Linked DNA regions of Mus musculus: region 1 is linked to region 2. A link is a contact called in ENCODE POLR2A ChIA-PET data. All regions are on one chromosome and are shown on one strand. The core of a region is the stretch at or near the end of the contact, and the rest is flanking DNA. Distances in the headings are between cores, read along the strand shown. Region 1 holds the start of Slc2a4 (solute carrier family 2 (facilitated glucose transporter), member 4). Region 2 overlaps Zbtb4 (zinc finger and BTB domain containing 4).

Evidence for each region. ChIA-PET counts read pairs that join two places held with the same protein, here RNA polymerase II (POLR2A).
Region 1: POLR2A ChIA-PET joins it to region 2 with 11 read pairs in embryonic stem cell. The contact joins the promoter of Slc2a4 here to the enhancer-like site in region 2. POLR2A ChIA-PET finds 5 or more read pairs at or near these places in 3 of 5 experiments (Patski and embryonic stem cell).

The regions. Positions count from the first base shown.
Region 1 is chr11:69,944,055-69,949,704 of GRCm38, forward strand. It overlaps Slc2a4 (solute carrier family 2 (facilitated glucose transporter), member 4), which reads right to left and starts at 4,136. Exons shown (of 11, transcript NM_009204.2): 1 at 3,895-4,136; 2 at 2,514-2,630; 3 at 2,232-2,404; 4 at 2,015-2,139; 5 at 1,784-1,899; 6 at 1,509-1,671; 7 at 1,215-1,402; 8 at 948-1,052; 9 at 733-834; 10 at 5-208. The coding sequence starts at 3,927.
Region 2 is chr11:69,781,262-69,786,614 of GRCm38, forward strand. Zbtb4 (zinc finger and BTB domain containing 4) reads left to right here. Exons shown (of 4, transcript NM_029348.2): 4 at 1-2,765. It overlaps Chrnb1 (cholinergic receptor, nicotinic, beta polypeptide 1 (muscle)), which reads right to left. Exons shown (of 11, transcript NM_009601.4): 9 at 4,446-4,618; 10 at 3,789-3,936; 11 at 2,775-3,500. The coding sequence ends at 3,360. Among named protein-coding and RNA genes, the nearest start is that of Chrnb1, 12 kb to the right of the region's middle. Within about 2 kb of position 3,675, at least 1 of the 3 ENCODE cell types and tissues checked has a DNase peak (open chromatin) inside an H3K27ac peak, as active enhancers do.

The DNA of each region.
Region 1 (5,650 bases), core at 2,886-5,385, 160 kb after region 2:
CTACCGCAACATACTGGAAACCCATGCCGACAATGAAGTTACAGGTCCAGTTGGAGAAACCAGCGACAGCCATGGCGGCTGGGCGGGGGCCCTGGCTGAAGAGCTCTGCCACAATGAACCAGGGAATGGGGCCAGGGCCAATCTCAAAGAAGGCCACAAAGCCAAATATGGCCACGATGGAGACATAGCTCATGGCTGGAACCCGTTCCTAGAGACCAGGAAGGAATAGCAGAAAATTTGGTTCTGGCCTTTCCCCTTGCCTTTGGCCCAGAGAACTGAAATCTTCCAGGGCTTAATCGGGTAGAAGCTACCATTCTAGGCTAAAGCAGGCCTAAAGCATCCCCCGTCCACTGCCCTTTTAGACAGTGTCACATGTTGCCCAGTTTGGCCTTGAACTTTCAAGGCCTCCACCTCAGCCTACCAAGTGCTGCACTGCCCCAGAGCGTTTCTGAGAGCTGCTGTCATTTTGTTGGCTACCTCTGGAAGTTTCAAGGTAGAATGTTCTGGTTTCTTGCTCCCTTGGCTCCGAAGTTGTGCTTTTGGGAATCATTGCTCCTGAGGTTTCATAGGAACTATTACATTATGCTAGGCCCCAGCGTGGCCAGGGTACCTCAGAAACATAGACCGTAGACTACAGCACCCACCCACGGTCCTGGCACAGCCAGCCACAGAGCCTCTTGGGGTTATCCCCATGGGTAAGATTGCTGTATTCTCAAAGTCCTGAGGCCTCACCAGCAGCAGCAGAGCCACGGTCATCAAGATGGCACAGCCACACATGCCGGCCAGGCCCAACAGATGGAGTGTCCGTCGTCCAGCTCGTTCTACTAAGAGCACCTGTGGGGGAGAGGGGGTTGTGTGTGCAGCGGTCAGTTGGTGACAAAGAGTAACCCCAGGGCACCCAGGGCTATGACACCAGTGGTGTGGCCATTCCACAGGCAAGCAGTTACCGAGACCAACGTGAAGACCGTATTGACCACACCAGCTCCTATGGTGGCGTAGGCTGGCTGTCCCACCCCAGCCGACTCGAAGATGCTGGTTGAATAGTAGAAAACCTAGAAGTGAGGGGGGACAGGAGAGGCAGAGCTAGGGATGTCTGCTCCTTTATTCTAACCACACCAAACCAGACTGAGCCTGAATGCTAATGGAGGCGGTGACTTGCTCCCTTTTCCCAAACTGGTACCTGACCCATGCTCTGCCTGGGCCTCTCTACGTACAGCATTGATGCCTGAGAGCTGTTGGCTCAGCTGCAGCACCACTGCGATGATCAGAGGCTGCCGGTGGGTGCGGCTGCCCAGGAGCTGGAGCAAGGACATTGGACGCTCTCTCTCCAACTTCCGTTTCTCATCCTTCAGCTCAGCTAGTGCGTCAGACACATCAGCCCAGCCGGTCAGGCGCTTTAGACCTGGGGGAGGGGAATGTCAGGCTTTAGGGAACCCGAGAGGAGGCCCGGTTACTAGCAAGATGGGGTGGAGGTATGAGCCTGGGCTAGATACAAGGTGAGGGCTCACTCTTTCGGGCAGGCCCCTCCAGGTTCCGGATGATGTAGAGGTATCTGGGGCTCTCAGGACAGAAGGGCAGCAGAATCAGCTGCAGGAGAGCAGGGAGTACTGTGAGAGCCAGAAGCAGTGGCCACAGGGTAGCTGTGCCCAGCATAGACTCCAAGCCCAGCACCTGTAGGAAAAGACAGGAAAGAGGAAAAGTGACTTTGCTCTTCCTTCCAGCCCAAATGCAGGCGTCCTCTCCAACTCCTACTCCAGCTCCCCACAAAGCCAGGTCTTTTTACCTGGGCAACCAGAATGCCAATGACGATGGCCAGTTGGTTGAGTGTTCCCAAGGCACCCCGAAGATGAGTGGGGGCGATTTCTCCCACATACATGGGCACCAGCCCTGATGTTAGCCCTGGGCAGAAGGAAGAAGAGAGAGCCGAGGATAGCTGCATATTCCATATAGAAGCTCATACACATACATTAAGGAGAGCAGAGGCACAGAGTAGAGCCATAGCACCTGTGGGTACCTGAGTAGGCGCCAATGAGGAACCGTCCAAGAATGAGTATCTCATAGGAGGCCGCGGCATTGGCTAGGCCCATGAGGGCGCCCCCCAACACGGCCAAGACATTGTTGGCCAGCATAGCCCTTTTCCTGGCAGGCACACAGAGAGGAGGGCTGGTCACGACACCCATGCTGTGGCCCTCCGTCCTACTCCTCCCCTCCTCTGCCCTCCAGCTCCATACCTTCCCAACCATTGAGAAATGATGCCAATGAGAAAGGAAGAGATCATGCCACCCACAGAGAAGATGGCCACGGAGAGAGCCCAGAGCGTAGTGAGGGTGCCTTGTGGGATGGAATCCGGTCCCCCAGGACCTTGCCTACCCAGCCACGTTGCATTGTAGCTCTGTTCAATCACCTGGTTGCGAGGGAGGGGGGGGAATATGGGAGTAACTCTAGAGACCTTTCTCTTTCCACTGCCTGATATACCCCGCCCACCACACCCCAACAGCTGGTAGGTCACTCACCTTCTGTGGGGCATTGATAACCCCAATGTTATAGCCAAACTGAAGGGAGCCAAGCACAGCTGAGAATACAGCTAGGACCAGTGTTCCAGTCACTCGCTGCCGAGGGGGTTCCCCATCCTGGACAGACAGAAACAAAGGAAGGTATGTCATGTAGAGTCATGTTTGACTTCCTTCAGGGGCCCAGGCCTAGCTGCAGCATGAAGATTCTGGGCTCCATCCAACATACTGGATGAGAGAAAGTGGGCCATATTAGGAATTGTACAAAGATCTCACTGTAAACAGAACGCCACAGGAACCTGGGCATGTAGGAAAAAACCGATCTCTGTGTCCACACCACAGGCAAAAGTTTGAGGATCTGGACCTCAAAATTCCCCTGTGACCTTGAGACAGACTCAAGACTTGTGTGACCTTGGGTAAGTCACTTCCCCACTCTAAACTGAACCTGGATTTCCTCTTCTGTCAGGTGATATTGCCTCCCTCGGCTACCTGTCAGTCTGTGAAAACACTTGAAAAATCAAAATCAACTATAACAGTATCCCAGACAGTGCCTGTTTTATAAACTAATATAAATAATGTTTTAACATCACCTCTAGCCCTTGTCTCTTCCTTCTGGAAGTTCTCTCAGCTTGCTCCAGTAGGCCGTAAACAGGCCCAAGAATGGCTAGTCCAGAAAGGGCGTCTGGGTCATTGCTTTGGGGTAGCCTTTTAGGTCTAGGCCTAGCCAACCCTCAGCTCCTAAACTGGGACCAAGTACTCGGGGATGTGAGGGGGGATTTTAGCAGGGAGAGAGAGCCATGCCCAGGGGAAGAGGAGGGATGGTAGTGAGTGGTGTGAGGGGCGGTGGCAGTGGTGGCTACTGCTGGCGGCACAGTCTGTCTCCAAGAGGAAACCTGAGCTGGGGGGGGGGGCTGACACTCCCCTCTGCCCCTCCACCCACCGCAAGGCCGAGAGAAAGTTCAGCCTCCTGGAAGACAGCCAGCAGTGGGGGTGGGGCCCCCGAAGTGCTCGGGTCCTAGAAACACCGTAAATCTGAACAGCTCCGGGAAGGGAAGGCGAGACTCTGGATCTACCATTCCAAATAGAGTCGTGGGCAGAGTGTCACCCCATGCAGTGCACAGTAGGCTAGGAGACAAGTTCTGGATTCCCGAGAATCCAGTCTCTCAGCCTGGGCGCGTAAAGAGTCTCTCGGACCCACTCTGTCTCTTGGCGGGATTGGAATTTGACAGTCACGGGTTGTCTAGGCTGAATATAAATAGCCAGCCCCCCATCTCCAACCCCTGCGCCTGCGCAAGAACCGCCTCCTAGCTGACCCCAACCCCAAACTCAGCCCAAGAAAAACTGGACCAGATTTCCCAATTCGCCCCGGTATGCTGAACCTTACGTCAGAGCCGATCTGCTGGAAACCCGACGGCATCTTGTTTTAAAAGAAGAAAAGACTCAGGCGCTGCAATAAGAAAAAAATGAATAGGGTATAGGGTCCGGGCCTGGCCGGCACGAGACCCCGGCGTTCGGAAGCCGTGTGCAAAGGGCGGGTCTGGTGGGACTCACTGCCACAACCCACGGAACCGGAGAGCACCAAGGCTCTCCGGGATCTAGTGAGACCCGCTTGAGGGGGAAAGATGCGGAGAGCTGAAGCCACCTCCCCACTCCCGCCCCGCCATAGGACACGCCCTTCACAACACCCATTGGCCAGGAGCCCGCACACCCCAAAAGGCCACGCCCCCACCCCTAGCCCTAGTGCTGGCTGGGGAGACACGCCCCTAAGGTTCCCGCCTGCTTCTGAGTTTTCAAAGTAGGGTCCTTGGAACAAAAGGCTCTTCCCGCCATCCAAAATCTTGGACTGCGAAATTTCTGAAAGAATTGAGTGCAGCTGGTCCCCCTGAAAGGTCGAAGAGGAGGGTATGGGCTACATGTACTTGCCAGGGTACGGGGTAACTCCAGCAGGATGACATAGAGCCCGCGTGTGTGTGTGTGTGTGTGTGTGTGTATGTGTGTATGCCCCGAAGTAACCCGGAGTGGCTATTTTTAGTTCCCACGTTAGGCTCCGCCAAATGTCAGGTCCCGGGTGTCCCAGCCTGTCCCAGGCGGGGGAGGGCAAAGGAGATGGAGCCTTAAAGGGTCCGCGACACGCTTCCCACGAGGAGATGATCCAAGGGACCAATAACTTCCGTTCCTAGTGTATCTGGAGACCATGCCTGATCGTCCTTTCTTTCCACGCATCTCTGGGCGGCGCGCTGCCTACTGGCCCATCCCCTCCACATAGTCTCTACACTGGTTCTTGGAGGGGACCCAAGGGACAGGTGCTCACGCCAGTCACACCACCCTCCCTGAAGTCCCTGAGCCTCCAGGCATGTGCTGGCCGCGTGGGCGACAAGCTTTCCAGAGTCAGCTACTGTTTTGGGTCTACAGCTGAGAGGGCACGACCTAAGCACGTCCAGGGAGAGAGCTGGCGAAGAATGTGGAGAGAGAGCTCAATTCAGAAAAAGGCCCAAGAGAAGTGCAAGGCTTCTGGCGCCACCTAGAGGGAGAGCGAGGAACCTTAGTGGATTGCACCAGGGTAGCTAACTTCTGGGGTGGCTCTCTTCTATTAACCCTTCCCCTGAGAGCTCAATAACCTACAACCCAGCCCTCTATGGAACGCCAGACCTGAGTCTAGCTGCCGCCAGAATGGTACCGTTTATATGACGAACACGTACAAGTATGGACCTCCTTCAAGTTCCTTTTCCCAAGGAGCTAACCAGTCACTTTCATGGTGTCTTCTCAATGTTGGTGTTTTGACTTCTCTTGCACATTGGTTTTCTTCATCCGTACCACTACCACTTTATTCTGGACTATCCTGTCATGACTGCTTTTCTTGCTTCTCCTCTTCCCTGAAGAGGAGGGTGGAGGGGCAAGAAAGATGGCTCAGCAGATAAAAGCATTGACTGCTCTTCCAGAATCAGGTTTGATTCCCAGCACACATGTGGAAGCTACAACCATCTGTAACTTCAGTTCCAGGGGCTCCAACACCCTTTTCTGGCTTCCACTGGCCCCAGGTACACATGTGGTACACAGACATATATGCAGGCAAAATGCCCATTCACATAAAAAATAATAATTAGGGGCTGGTGAGATGGCTCAGTGGGTAAGAGCATCTG
Region 2 (5,353 bases), core at 2,425-4,924:
TTGTTTCTGGCACTTTAGAAAAACTGCAAAAAATACATAATAAAGAATACATATATATATATCTACACACAAATTATATATATAAATATATCTATATATACAGCGGAACCACAAGAGAGACTGAGGAAGGCCTGAAGGCAGGGGGCAGACAGGGGTCCCTCCTACCCTCCACTGCCCTCCTCTGAGGAAGTCATGAGAGAAGGGGTAAAAAATGGTCTGGGGAATTTGAATTTCAGAATAGATCAAAATTCTACCTTTTGGAAGAATTGAGATTCTTATGTGGGCTTTTTTTTGTTGTCGTTTTTTGTTTTTAATAAGGGTAAAGAGAATAGCTTCCAGAATTTAGCAACAAATAGTTGTGGCAAAGCAGAAACTTAAAAATATGTATTTGAGATGGAAGGTCTCGATATCATGAGTTTCAGGTGTTGGAAGTTTGGGATTTCGCAATTTTGTCATTTGAAGGTGATCAAGTCTTGTCAGTTTGTGCCCTCTTTCCCCATGTGACCTGGGAAGAAGGGAGAAAGTGGGAAGCCACTGGTTCTGTGCCACAGCACGCAAGATTTAGAATTTTACAGACTCTAGCTCTATATGTAGTGAGGACCCAGATTTAGAGAATCTGACCACTATTTATCTCCAGATTTGTGTGTGTTTCCAATTCTCTAGGCCAATAAATCAACAAGACAAATGAACTATGCTCACAGCGGGATGCCAGATGCGATCATTTGTGTGACTGGGGGTAGGGGGCAGGCATTTGTTGTCTTTGCTTGGCAGGGATCCTGAGACCTGTAGCCTACTCCTGACTCCAGGTGCTTCACTGTAGTTGTCTAGCCCCTAGGCTGCAGCTCACTTCTATCTGACCTCTCTACACAGAGATGCTAACTCTGGAGCTGGGGATGTAGCTCAGTCGGTAGAGAGAGGGCTTGAGTAGAATGCGGGTGTGTTTCTCAGCTCAACAAGATGGCACACACCTATAAAACAAGCGCTTGGGAGGTGAAGGTTAAGGGTCATCTTCAGCTACACATAGAGTTCCATAGCCCCTTTCTCACAAGGTCCCTTCTTAAAAATGCAGTGCTCCCCTGCCCCCACCTTTAGAAGCACCCTTAAGTGCTGTGTTCAAGATTTCTATGTCCCAGAATAACCTTTGCCTTAAGCCAGGTGCAGAGATTGCATCATTGCCATAAGAGCTCCTTACTCCACTCCTGTCTCCTTGGCTTCATCTTGCCTGCTGGGTCTCTTTATGGAGGAATAGCTGGGAGCACGAGTAAGGCTGGACAGGTAGATGAGATCTTGTCTGGTTTGAGTATCCTGACCAGAGTGGGTTGCGACTCATAAGCCCTGGCAAGTTGCTGTCAACAGCCGCATCTGGTCTCTCGTCACTATAGCTTTCTAAATGTTTTCAAGAGAAGCCAAAAAACCCAAATGTCTGTAAGGTACACAAACTTTAAAGGTACCAAGCTTCAACTACTTTTTTTCCTTTGAGTGTTTTGCTTGCATGTAGGTCTGTGTACCACACATATACGGTGCCAGAGGAGGTCAGAAAGAGGGTATTCGATCCACTGGGGGCTGGAGTTGCACATGTGGGTGATAGGAATCAAATCCTGAAGAAGAGCAGCCAATGTTCCTAACCTCGGAATCATCTCTCTCCAGTCCCTAATCCACATTTAAGATATCTTTAATCCTAGCATTCATGAGGCAGAAGCAAGTGGAGTTTGAGGCCAACCTGGTCTACACAACAAGCTCCAGGCTAGCCATGGTTACAGAGCGAGACCATGTCTCGAGGCTGTGTACCGTAGTGAGTTAAAGGCCAGGTTGGACAACTTACTAAGACTCTGTTTCTAAAACAAAAACCAGGCTTGGTGAGATGTGTCTATAATCCCAGTTCTTGAAAGAAGCAGATGGATCAGGAGTTTAAGTGGTTCTTAGCTCTGTAGTGAGTTCAGCCAACCTGGACTGTATGAGACCCTGTCTCAAAACAAAACAAAAATTAAAGCTGCACTAGTGGTGAAAAACTGTGACCCCAGCATTTGAGAGGGTAAGGCAAAAGGGTTGCTGAGAGTTCAAGACCAGCCTGGACTATATCAAGACTGTCTTAAACAACAGTAACAAAACCATGAAGTCAAAAATGAAGGAAAAATAAGGTCTGTTAAATAGCTCAGAGGTAGATGACTTGCCTACTGTTTGCAATTCTGGGTTCAATTCCAACTACTCTAAAAACAAACCAATAAATACTGTACAGCCCAAGGACATAGGCAAAAAATAAAACAAAACAAAAAAACCCAAGCCAAAAAAAAAAATGCACCTGTTTGAAAGCTCTGATATATACTGTTAGGAATTCTCTATGGGCACATACTACTACGTGCTCCATTTTACAGATATAACAACAGATAGTGAGTAGTTTAGTGGTTTGTGTGCCAGAGCTAGCACTTGAATAAGGTTGTGTGTGAGACAAGGTCTCATTCTATAACCTCGACTGGGTGAAACCCACAGCAGTCCTGCCTCAGCCTTCCAACGCTGGGGTTCTAAGTATGGGACACTATGCCTGGTTTGAATGAGATCTCTCAATATGTAGCAGAGGTTGGCCTTGAACTCATAGCAATCCTCCTGCCTCTGTCTTCCAAGTTCTGAGATTACAGGCATTCACCACCACTCCCCCCCTCCCCCTTTTTTAAATGTTTATTGCAAATGCTGACTTTTAGAAATAACCTTTTTTCACTCTAAAGGTGGTAATCATTGCAAAAAATAAATTTTAGAAAGTTAAAAATAGACAAAAATGATTAATCATTTTCTACATTTTAATTTTAATACGTGCAATTGTAGGCGATATTTATATTTCCTTCCAGATTTATTTTCCCTCTCTTCAACAAATGTTAAGCACTTATGGGCTAGGACCTGTACACATTGCTGGGGATAATTCAGTAGCCAACAGATCTCCTGTCCTCAAAAGGCTTACAGTCTACTACTTGGTTATAATTCTATTTCACTAGAGATCTAAGCTGTGACATTCTATGTAGTTTCAAGAAACAAACTCCAAGTGTGCTGGTTTACCAGGTCTGTGATTCCAACAATTGCTAGGCTAAGGAAGTAACATTGTTGGGAGTTTGAGACCAGCCTGGACGCCACAGTTCCAGGCTAGCCTGGGCCACAGAGTGAGACTCTGTCTCAAAAACAACAAAAACAAAACCGCAGAAGAACAAAACTCTAAATAATAAGTAGAAGGACATTTCGGGTGGGTCCAAGGCACCATGCTCAGCCTCCAAGTCTCACTTGAACGTCTTCCCAGAAACAAGATTCTTACAAGCGCCAAGCGCTATTGAGCTTGAGAGTACCTGCAGCATTTGGCAAAAATGACCGGAGGGTCCTCAAGGGAAAGGTTCAGGAGGGGGCAAATGGTACGTGGCATCTAGGAAAATGACTAGGGTCCCGACGCTTGTGAAAACGATGAATGTCCACAGAAAAAGACGGTCCACAACCATGGCCACAAACTGCCAGTCCTCCTTCAGCTAAGGGTAGACAAAAATAAATAAATAACTCCAGGTCTGGAGTTTTGGGGTGCCCACCCCTTTCAGTTTTCTGCCAAGGTATTGTTACTTGGAATGTGAGAAAAAGATAAGTAGCGCAAAAGTAAGGCTCCAGCTAGATATGAAAGCAAGGAAACCAGTCGGAAAGCAGGAAGGACAAACCAAGCACACTTCCAATCAGAAACGGAAGGGCCTGCTAAAGGCGGAGCTTAAAGTTAAGGGTGGAGCCGAGGTCCATGAGCCCACAGGCTCCAGACTCTTTGGACTTACTGCGTCGTGGTCCTCCTGTTCCTGAAGCTGTCGGGCCATGTAGCTGATTGAGGAAATGACCTCTCGTAGCTCCTGAGGCAGACCTACAGCCCGGGTTGGACCATCGATAAATCGTCGCAGGTCCGGGGCAGATGATTCAGGCTGAAACCTGTGTGTGTAGGGTGGGGACTGTTTGACCACACCCTGGGTTCAAAGAGAATGTGAAGTTCCCGTTGACCTGTCAACCCTGCTCCAGCTGCCTCCTCCAACAACCTTCCGTACCTGGGAGAGACCTTCCGACCTCTCCAGACTTTTGCAAGTTTCTGGCTCTTTAAACTTTTAAATGCCACCTTTTTACAATGCAAGCACAGACAAGGTTCCTACAACTCCCATGATGCTAGGCCACATTACCTTCCACTGTCTTCTGGGAGCTGTAGCTCTCCCTTGCCCAAGTGATTGATTAGTGTAGGTCTTTTTTTGTTGTTGTTTTTTGTTTTGTTTTGTTTTTTTGTTTGTTTTGTTTTTCGAGACAGAGTTTCTCTGTATAGCCCTGGCTGTCCTGGAACTCACTTTGTAGACCAGGCTGGCCTCGAACTCAGAAATCTGCCTGCCTCTGCCTCCCGAGTGCTGGGATTAAAGGCGTGCACCACCACACCCAGCGACTAGTGTAGGTCTTACCTGTTAAGTTTAGGGAAAAGAAAATCACTTGGAGGCTTCCGGATGAAATATTCATCAGTTCCTCTGCCCCAGCCACTTCTTGGAGAAAGAGAGTGATGTGGTTCAGGGAGTTGGTCTCTCTCGGGTTTGGGCCTCTTCAGACCCAGGTATGGAGGGAGCTTGTGAATGAAGATCTATACAGTAGAAGTGACATATTACAGAGGGCTTTAATGCTTTCAATCACAAAGAAAGCAGCTAAGGATTCACACCCCAGATGTCCCTTCCTGTACATGCGCACTCACAGTACTCCTGAGCTACACTGGCAGAACCTCTACTGCACAGCTTTAGGGCTGGACAGATAGATGGCTCAGCAGTTAAGAGCACTGACTGCTCTTCCAGAGAACCCTGGTTTCCAGGGCCACATGGTGGCTCACAACCATCTGTAAGTCTTAGGCACGTAGGTAGTACATATATACATACATGAAACAAACATTCATTCATGTAAAAAATATATGTGTGTGTATACACATGTATATGTGTACACACACACACACATATATATATAATCACACACCACACACACAATGTATATACACTTTAAAAAAGAGCTCTTTTAGGTCAGATTTGGTGCCTCACAACTTTAATCCCAGCACTTGGGAGACAAAAGGCAGGTGGATCTCTGGTCTACAGAGCAAGTTCCAGGACAGCTAAGACTACAAAGAGAATCTCTGTTTCAGAAAGTAAAAAAAAAAAAAAAAAAGTCTTTAACAGGCTGGGAGGCATCCTGATTTTTCGGGTCCAAAGTCTTCTACCCTGATGGCATCTAAACCTGAGAATGTTTCCTTGGGCCTCCAAATGAGCCACATGGGTGAAGAACATGGTAGATCTATGAAATGATGAGCGTGGGAAGGGAAAATAACTGTGCAGTG